2 separate regions of the Homo sapiens genome follow, and region 2 is linked to region 1. A link is an interaction called in ENCODE POLR2A ChIA-PET data of the cell type or tissue named here. Cell type or tissue: MCF 10A. All regions are shown on one strand. Links, peaks and the distances in the headings refer to the core of each region. The heading gives the core; the rest is flanking DNA. Region 1 overlaps SGMS1 (sphingomyelin synthase 1). Region 2 overlaps SGMS1 (sphingomyelin synthase 1).

Region 1 (4,397 bases), core at 103-4,102:
TATTGAGGCAGAGCAGACATTAAATTACAGAAATAATGATTTAATTATAGTTGTGACTAGTGCTGGGAGAAGTACAGAGTGTAGTAAGTTTAATAAGTGTGTAATGTAGGATCTACATGTAATGGGGAGATCAGAAAATTCACTCTGGGGGAATGACTTCTAGTGAGAAGTCTGAAGGGTAAGAGGAGAGTATTCCAGGACAAGGGAGATGGGGAAGGCAATTCTCCAGGAAGAAGGATGGGAAGATAGAGTAATCAGGAGGGAGAGGAAGGATCACAGCTCAGTTTCAGGCCTGAGCAACTGGGAGAAGGCTGGTGCCATGTCTGCAGGTAGAAAATGTTGGTGGATTGTGGTTTGGGTGGGAGTGGGGTCAGCCGGGCACCCTCCTTTCTCTTTAGAGGATGCTCTCCCCCCGCAGATATGGTGTGCTTTGCTCCCCATTCCTCGGGCCTCTGCTCAGATGGCCCTGTTAGGGAGACTTTCCCTGACCACTTCAGGTACATCACCCCCTCCCATCCCTGCACCCTTGGGCTCAGCAGCACCTTTCACTGCCTGATGAGCTGTTGGCTGCATATGAACTCCTTGAGGGCAGAGGTCTTTGTTTTATTCCCTGCTGTATCTATAGCACCTAGAACAGTGCCTGGCATATTAGAAGCCCTCAATAAGTACTTGTTGAAAGAATCATGAGTTTGCCTTTGGTTATAGTTTTTGTGTCCTTTTCAAACTTGAGTGACTTTTTAAATTAACCTGAGGCTGGAGAGGAGAAGGGTGTAGAAGTACTGTTCACTTGACATATCAGGTCTTTTTTAAGGCAGGAAGAATGGAAAAGATGGATTTTCTTCTTTTAAAAAATTTCAGTGTTAGGCATGATAGAACAGAGCAGCTAGAAAAATGTTTGAATATGACTTTTGTTCGTTATAAATTGGTATAAAAATCTACCCCTCTATCTGGTATTGACTAGATTTTGGGGCTAAATTATAACCTATTGTAATTCCTCTGATTGTTTCTATGGGAGGAGCTGTTGACTTTTTAATTTAATTTTCTAAATTTATTTTTGAGACAGGGTCTCACTCTGTTGCCCAGGGTGGAGTGCAGTGGCACAATCATAGCACACTTCAGCCTCTACCTCCCAGGCTCAAGCCATCCTCCCACCTCACCCTCCCAAGTAGCTGGGACTACAGGCACACACCAACACACCCAGCTAATTTTTGTATTTTTTTCTTTTTATAGAGATGGGGTTTTGCCGTGTTACCTGCACTGGTCTCGAATTCCTGGCCTCCTGCCTTGGCCTCCCAAAGTACTGGGGTTACAGGCGTGAGCTACTGCACTTGGCCAAGCTGTTGACTTTTTTATTGTATCTTTTTACTACTGGGGAGAGGTATGGAGGCTAGGATCAAAACTTCATCAAAAGGGAAATTTGAGAGCAGCAGTCGATAAAAACAATTTGTTAAGAGATATTTTTGGATCTTTGGGTCTCTGTATAGCCAGAAAGGAATAATAACTCAGAAATGTTTTTCTAAACCTTTTTGACTTTTAGAAATAAGTCAACCGCCATTACTTTAAAAAAAAAATGAACAGGATTGATGTTTGTATAGGAGGCTGTGTATATAGTGGTTACAAGTATAGCTGTTAGAGTTAGATCTCTGTTTAAATCCCTGCCTCTCCCTCCCTATTACCCCATCTTCCCATCCTTCTTCCTGGAGAATTGCCTTTTGTCACTTACTACCTGTATGAGCTTGCACAATTACTTAACTTCTTTCTTTAAAATGGATATTATCAAAATTATGTTATTTGGGGGATTAAGATAAAATAAAATTCATTTATTGTTACCATTTATAAGCTAACATAACTGATGACAGTGCTAAATGGGATTTAAAGGTAGGAACTATCTTGAGAAAGCTAAGTGTTACAAAGTATAATTAGTCCAATCCAGTGTTTCCCAAACTTACCTAAGCTTAAGAATTTCCTCAGGGCACTTATTAAAAATATAGATTCTCAGGCACCACCCGGACTTACTGAATCAGCTCTCCAGGGGAGGGGCCTGGGAGCCTAGTGAGGTAGGTAGGGTGATGACACACCCTGCATTTTCTGAGCCTGTCCTGGTTTCAGGTACCCTGCATGATGAATTCCAGATGTCTGTTTATACTTGTCAGACTGTGTCTCAATTTTCAGACAGGAGCTATGGGCACTGTTTATGTAGGCCATCTCATTCAGAATCCTCTCTCATATCGATGCAGGTAGAACATGCTTATAAAACACGAGAGGATGTGTAGCCACAAAGTTGCATAGTGTCAGTCAGCGTAAATCACTCAGCTAGCCTGGCCTTCATTTTTTCTCTGTACAAAACTTCTACGATCTTGATAATCTGCTCTGTTAAGTGCAGACAGTGACGTGGTCAACATATGTTGACAGCCCTCTGTCTTGCCCAGTCTCTCAGGCCCTAGTGATATCAGGCTGTCAGAGTGACAGTGCCTGTGGACTGTGTCTGCACGGGGCAGTGAACCCTAGCCTTTGTCGTCTAAGGCCAAACCCACAGAACTGCTCTTCTCTCCTCCACGAGCTGGGAACTTTCACTCATATCCGTGTGAAGAGACCACCAAACAGGCTGTGTGTGAGCAACAAGGCTGTTTATTTCACCTGGGTGCAGGCGGGCTGAGTCCGAAAAGAGAGTCAGCGAAGGGAGATAGGGGTGGGGCCGTTTTATAAGATGTGGGTAGGTAAAGGAAAATTACAGTCAAAGGGGGTTGTTCTCTGGCAGGCAGGAGTGGGGGTCACAAGGTGCTCAGTAGGGGAGCTTTAGAGCCTGGATGAGCCAGGAGAAGGAATTTCACAAGATAATGTCATCAGTTAAGGCAGGAACCGGCTATCTGGATGTGTACATGCGGGTCACAGGGGATATGATGGCTTAGCTTGGGCTCAGAGGCCTGACAGGAACTAGGGAGCAAGGTCTCACTCCGCTACACTTAGGACAATTAGCGTGTTCCTAATCAGCTCTTCTAGAAAAACAGCATTTTGCTGTTTTCACATAAGCCTGCAAGTTCATTTTCCCTCTCTGGCCCAGGTAGTAAGTAATCATTTCCCCATCAGTGACAAGGGAAGATGAACATCTAAAATTTTACTCCCAGGGCTGAGCTTTCTGTAGACATTACAAATAGAGTTCACATGTCTTTAAGGAATAAAGGATTCTCACATTCAGTTAAGGTGGTTCTTCCCATGCTAGGTAGGGTTGGAGAAAATGATTCTTTGGAGATTTAAGGAATTTTCTCTGGCAGCCATTTTTTGTATCGGTCATGGTTTCATATGATATTTTATTTCACTACATTTTGGGTTGTGCTTAACTGTATCTTTCTTTCTGTTTGCATCATGGGAGAGATTGGATCTGTGCTGAGAATTTTTTTTGGGTGATACGTTCATTTTCTGACCAGTAACAAATCAGTCCACTTTTGGGGACTATTTTTAAAATGGAAAAGTTGATGTACATTTATAAAGTTGCAAATTTTTACTTCCTTTAGAAAAAGGCTGTGAGGTCTTGAGGGCATCCACATAAATACATTTGATGTTAGAGACCTGGGGACTGAAAAGGAAAGTATTTCTTCTTCTTCTTTTTTCCCTAATATTTTCCTGTGACAAAATTTTGTATCTGCACAATTTTAAAGAGTAGAATACTAAAATTTTGGTGAATTTAAGAACAAACTCATTAGGAAAATGTGAAATGTGGGCAGATATTTGCTGCTCTGTGGGTATGCCTAAAAGACTAAACTTTCCAGATAGAGAGAAGGGTAGGGTCAGCATGCTGGTAAGTTTGTTTTCTTCCCTTCCATGGGCAGGTAGAAGGAACTGGGCTCTCAGTGGGATGGCACCTCTCCTCTCCCTTACTTCCCTCGGAAGCTCAGTTAGGGAGGAGCCTGGACCAGTAGTGTTCTTTACTGACTTCTCCTGCTGTGCTGGTTTTTTTTTTTTTTTTTCTTTCCTCATTTGTAAATCATCTTTGTGTGGGGAGAGGCTGGAGGTGGAAATTCAAGAGTCATCTTTTTGCAGGCAGTAGAGATGATTACCTAGGTAAGCAGTTTTGATCAGTTATAGCTACAGATAGCTATCTTGTCAGGTGAGAGGCCTCTGGGGGAGGAGGGACTTTGTGGCAGAACAGCCAGGGGCCTGGGCACTCAGTTCCTGTTGACAGCCAGCAGGCAAGGCCAACCCCACATATTTCTAAATTGCAAACACAGTACATTGTGGAAACATAGTCTCTGTCCACAAGGGAGGCCCTCTGCTCAAAGAAACAAATGAAAAAAAACCCAACTCCTCCCTTTCCCCAGCAAACATACAACAATGATGGACAGTGAAGCAAGATGTGCAGTTTGGCTGAATACCCATACTTAAAATTTTAATTGTTTTTA
Region 2 (4,397 bases), core at 143-4,142, 85 kb before region 1:
GCCATGATACCACTTTGCCGCAAACTTGTGTGTATTGTAGTTGAGTATACTGTAGATTGGATCTGAATACCTTTGCTGGAAAGGATTTGAGGAGGTTCAGCAATTCCTGTGTGGTTCTAGGTGGGTACGTGGATGCCTTCTAAGTGTGGTCTCAGAAATCCAAGGTCAGAGTAAATCTCAAGTCATTGAAGCTCCAGTTTTTGTTAGAGTGGATGTTTGGGCTACATCACTGCCCTGAAATTGCTGTGATTCGACAGGAACTGAGGCAAACCTTCAGCTATAAGATGAAGACCTAATGCATGGTGACTATAGGGAATAATAATGTATATTTGAATTTGCTAAGACAGTAGACCTTATGTGTTCTCACCACACACACACAAATGGTAACTACACTGTAAGGCTCTTTTAGAATTTATCTAGCAAGTTTTCTTGTTTTTACCAGAAAACTCCTCAAAAAAAAGGGAATTGTATGAGGTGATAGATATGTTAAGTAGTTTGTGGCAATCATTTCACAATGTATACATATATAAAACCATCACCTTGTACACTTTAAATATATGTAATTTTTATTTGTCAATCATACTTCAATAAAGTTGGAGGGAAAAAAAAAGAAACTTACAGAGGAATTCCTTTATTCCAAAATTTCCTAGAGTGGGTGGGGCTGATAGTTGTTCCCTACATTCAATATGTGATGGGATTATTTTTTCTTTTTTTACTTTTTCCCCTATTAAAAAGTTGTAGCAGTATTTAAATTTAGAGGCTTATCATATATTAAGAACACGTTCTCAACTGAAATAGTATTAAGAGTAAAAATTCTTGGTGATAACACGCATGTTGCTTTGCTTATTCTTGCAGCGTGACGACAGCATGTACGATCCCTGAATGGGCCCGTGGGCATATTTAGTCATTCATTTTTGATCAGGAGAAAGAAGACAGCCATCATTTGAAAGGTAAGTAAATATTTCTATGCAGCTTTTTATTGTAAAACATTTTCAACCATACTGAAGAGAGTTAAGAGAACGTGCAATGAGTTCCTGCCTATCTACACCTTAGCTTTAACAGTTATTAGCATTTTGCCACATTTTTTGGTGTGTGTATAGGTTTGTACATTTTTTAGCTGAAACATGTAGAAGTTGCAGATATTATGACATTTTTTCCTAAATTCTTGGGATGCAGCTCTTACAAATAAGGATATTCTTCCCTGAAAGACCTTTTAGAACTACGTGGCACAGAACCATTTAATTAAATTTATAGTTTTGTACTGAAGTGTGTAACTGAGTTATGCTCCCTTCACTGTTGATAGAAATAAAGTCAGATTAAAAACATTTTTAGGCCAGGCGTGCTGGCTTACACCTGTAATCCCGGCACTTTGGGAGGCTGAGGGGAATGGATCGCTTGAGCCCAGGATTTCAAAATCAGCCTAGGCAACAAGGTGAGACCCATCTCTAGAAAAAATACAAAAAAAATTAGCTGGGTGTGGTGGTGCACACCTGTGGTCCCAGCTATTCAGCAGGCTGAGGTGGGAGGATCGCTTGAGCCCACAAAGTCGAGGCTGTAGTGAGCCGTGATGGAGCTACTGCACTGCAGCCTGGGTGACAGACAAGACCCTGTCTCAAAAAACAAAACCCAAAACCATTTTTAATAGCAAGACCTTGTCTACAAAAAATTAAAAATTTAGCCAGTCATGGTGGCACATGCCTGTAGTCCTAGCTACTTGGGAGGTTGAGGTGGGAGGATCGCTTGAGCCCAGGAGTTGGAGGGTGTAGTAAGCTATGATTATGCCACTGTACTCCAGGCTGGGCGACAGTGAGTCCCAGTCTATCTCTCTCACACACACGGAGAGAGAGAGAGTGATTTCTTTAATGAACAGATAAGTAATATGAATTTGATATGAGAAAAATCTGAATATAAAGGCATGGAACTTGTACTGTACATATACCCCAAGAGAGAAATTACTGTGCTTTCTTCCTGTAATCTACCCATCCCCGCCATGGCTGATGTTTCATGGTTAGGTCAGTGGATCTGATCACCAGCCTCACCTTCTCCCTGATCAAGATTCACAAATAGACCAGGGCTGGGCCTGGTGGCTCATGCCTGTAATCCCAGCACTTTGGGAGGCCGAGGCAGGTGGATCATTTGAAGTCAGGAGTTTAAGACCTGCCTGGCCAACATAGTGAAACCCTGTCTCTACTAAAAATACAAAAGTTAGCTGAGCGGTAGTGACATGTGCCAGTAATCCCAGCTACTCGGGAGGCTGAGGCAGGAGAATCACTTGAGCCTGGGAGGCAGAGGTTGCGGTGAGCCGAGATCACGCCTCTGCACTCCAGTCTAAGTGACAGAGTGGGACCCTGTCTCAAAAAAAAAAAAAAAAAAAAAAAAAATTAGATCAGTCTCTGTGCTCTGATGTGATCAAAGGTCTTAGCTGATTTTTTAAACCTAAACTTATAGGAGAATGTGGAAAGAATATGACTGGTACTGTGAAGTTGATGTTATATAGGTTAATGTATTAAAATCAGCATTAGAGAGATTAAAAATGATTCCCAGCCTCATAATTTGACTACCTACATTGAAACTTTACTTAAAATCTCAAAGACATGTTCAGCTATGATTACAGTTGTAGATCTTTACACATTATAGCCAATTACACCATCAGTTATCTGTGGTTCTTGCAAGATGGCTGTCGACTGTTCTGCTTTCCAATCTCAGTTACTATTTATTTACGGTATCTTCCTCAAGTCGTCCCTGTGTATCTAAGCATTGTTTTACAGACATTTGTGTCTATAAGGTTGCCTATTTAGAGCATATTTTAAAGAAAGTCTATTTAAGTGAGCCATTTAGGGCAGCAGTGGCTTCTTATACTCTCATTTCTGATTTAGAACAAAAGGTCAGTGATAGCAGTAAAGGTTCTTCAAAAGATACTGGCATTCAGAAGGAGTTGTGTCTGGAATCACGGGTAGCTCAGAATGATTGAGTTTTGCTTTTTTATTCTTTGGCCTCTGTATGGTTATGCTTTGAAAAGATGAGGAGGAGTGAGTGGGACTCCACGTGAGGCAAAGGGGGTTTTGAAGGATGAATGAAGGGAAGACATATGGGGTCCTGTCTAGTCCTAGACCACTGAGATATGGTGATTTTAAAAAACTTTCTACTGAAGTAGAAGATACATATGGAAAATAGACATATTATAAGTGTATAGCTCAATATAACTTCACAGATTGAACACATCCATGTAACCAGCACCCAGATTAAGAAACAGAGCATGACTAACACAATCTCATGCTTCCTTTTAGACACTACAGTTGACTCTTAAATAATTTGGGGATTAGGGGTGCAGTTGAAAATCCAAGTATAATTTTGTCTCCCTGAAAATGTAACTAGTAATAGCCTACTGTTGACTGGAAGCCTTACTGACTTACTACATAACGACACACACACACACACACACACACACACACACACACACACACACACATATATATTTTGAGATGCAGTCTTGCTCTGTTGCCCAGGCTGGAGTGCAGTGGCACGATCTCGGCTCACTGCAACCTCCGCCTTCTGGGTTCAAGCGATTCTTCCTCCCGAGTAGCTGGGATTACAGGTGCGTGCCACCATGCCAGGCTAATTTTTGTATTTTTAGTAGAGACACGGTTTCACCATATTGGCCAGGCTGGTCTCGAACTCCTGACCTCGTGATCCACCCGCCTTGGCCTCCCAAAGTGGTGGAATTATAGGCGTGAGCTGCCACGCCCGGCCAATGACATATATTTTATGCATTCACAGCATACCTCATATTTCCTTAATTTTTTTTTCTGCTATTTGTAGGCTATTTGGTTTATCTGTGAGCTTTTTCAAAGTGTTGCAAATCTCCAAAAAAATTTTCCAATGTGTTTATTGAAAAAAATCTGCCTTTAAGTGGCCCCTTACAGTTCAAACCAGTGTTGTTCAAGGGTCAACTGTACCCTTGCTCCATGGATGACTACTCTCTTGACTTCTAGGAGCATAAATTAGTTCTGCATTTGTCTTTTCTTTGTGTGTGTGTGTAATATATAATGCAGATTGTACTCTTTTGTGTCTGGCTTCTCTCATTCAACAACATATTAGATTCCTGCATATTATTGCATATAGTTTAGTTATTGATTGCTCATTTTCATTTCTTTAGAGCATTCCATTGTGGGAGAATATAACAATTTATTTATTTTACTAGATGTGGGTAATTGTTTGGGTTTACCCATCTGGGGCACCCTCCAGAGGAAATGAGAATTAAACAAGGTTTTCTCCTCATCATGGTTATAGTGGAAATAGTACCAGGTTGTGCTCAGCTTCTGCTGTGATATGAGGGAGGAATCTAGACAGCAGCGAGAAGATTGAGACACACTTGGGAGAATTGGGTGTGGTTTCAT

The links. ChIA-PET counts read pairs that join two places held together with the same protein. Peaks named below come from ENCODE experiments on the same cell type or tissue, not always from the same donor. Only the 100,000 strongest peaks of a DNase experiment are listed, where the experiment ranks them.
Region 2: POLR2A ChIA-PET joins it to region 1 with 5 read pairs; 2 of 35 experiments call an interaction of 5 or more read pairs at or near these places.

Annotation. Positions count from the first base shown.
Region 1 is chr10:50,501,875-50,506,271 of GRCh38, reverse strand. The region is part of intron 3 of SGMS1 (sphingomyelin synthase 1); the gene reads left to right. Among named protein-coding and RNA genes, the nearest start is that of SGMS1, 120 kb to the left of the region's middle. In MCF 10A, for the core only: no CTCF peak of the experiment used is centred there; a DNase peak (open chromatin) is centred at 2,061.
Region 2 is chr10:50,586,706-50,591,102 of GRCh38, reverse strand. It overlaps SGMS1 (sphingomyelin synthase 1), which reads left to right. Exons shown (of 11, transcript NM_147156.4): 2 at 856-950. It also overlaps the pseudogene RNU7-107P. Among named protein-coding and RNA genes, the nearest start is that of SGMS1, 35 kb to the left of the region's middle. In MCF 10A, for the core only: no CTCF peak of the experiment used is centred there; no DNase peak of the experiment used is centred there.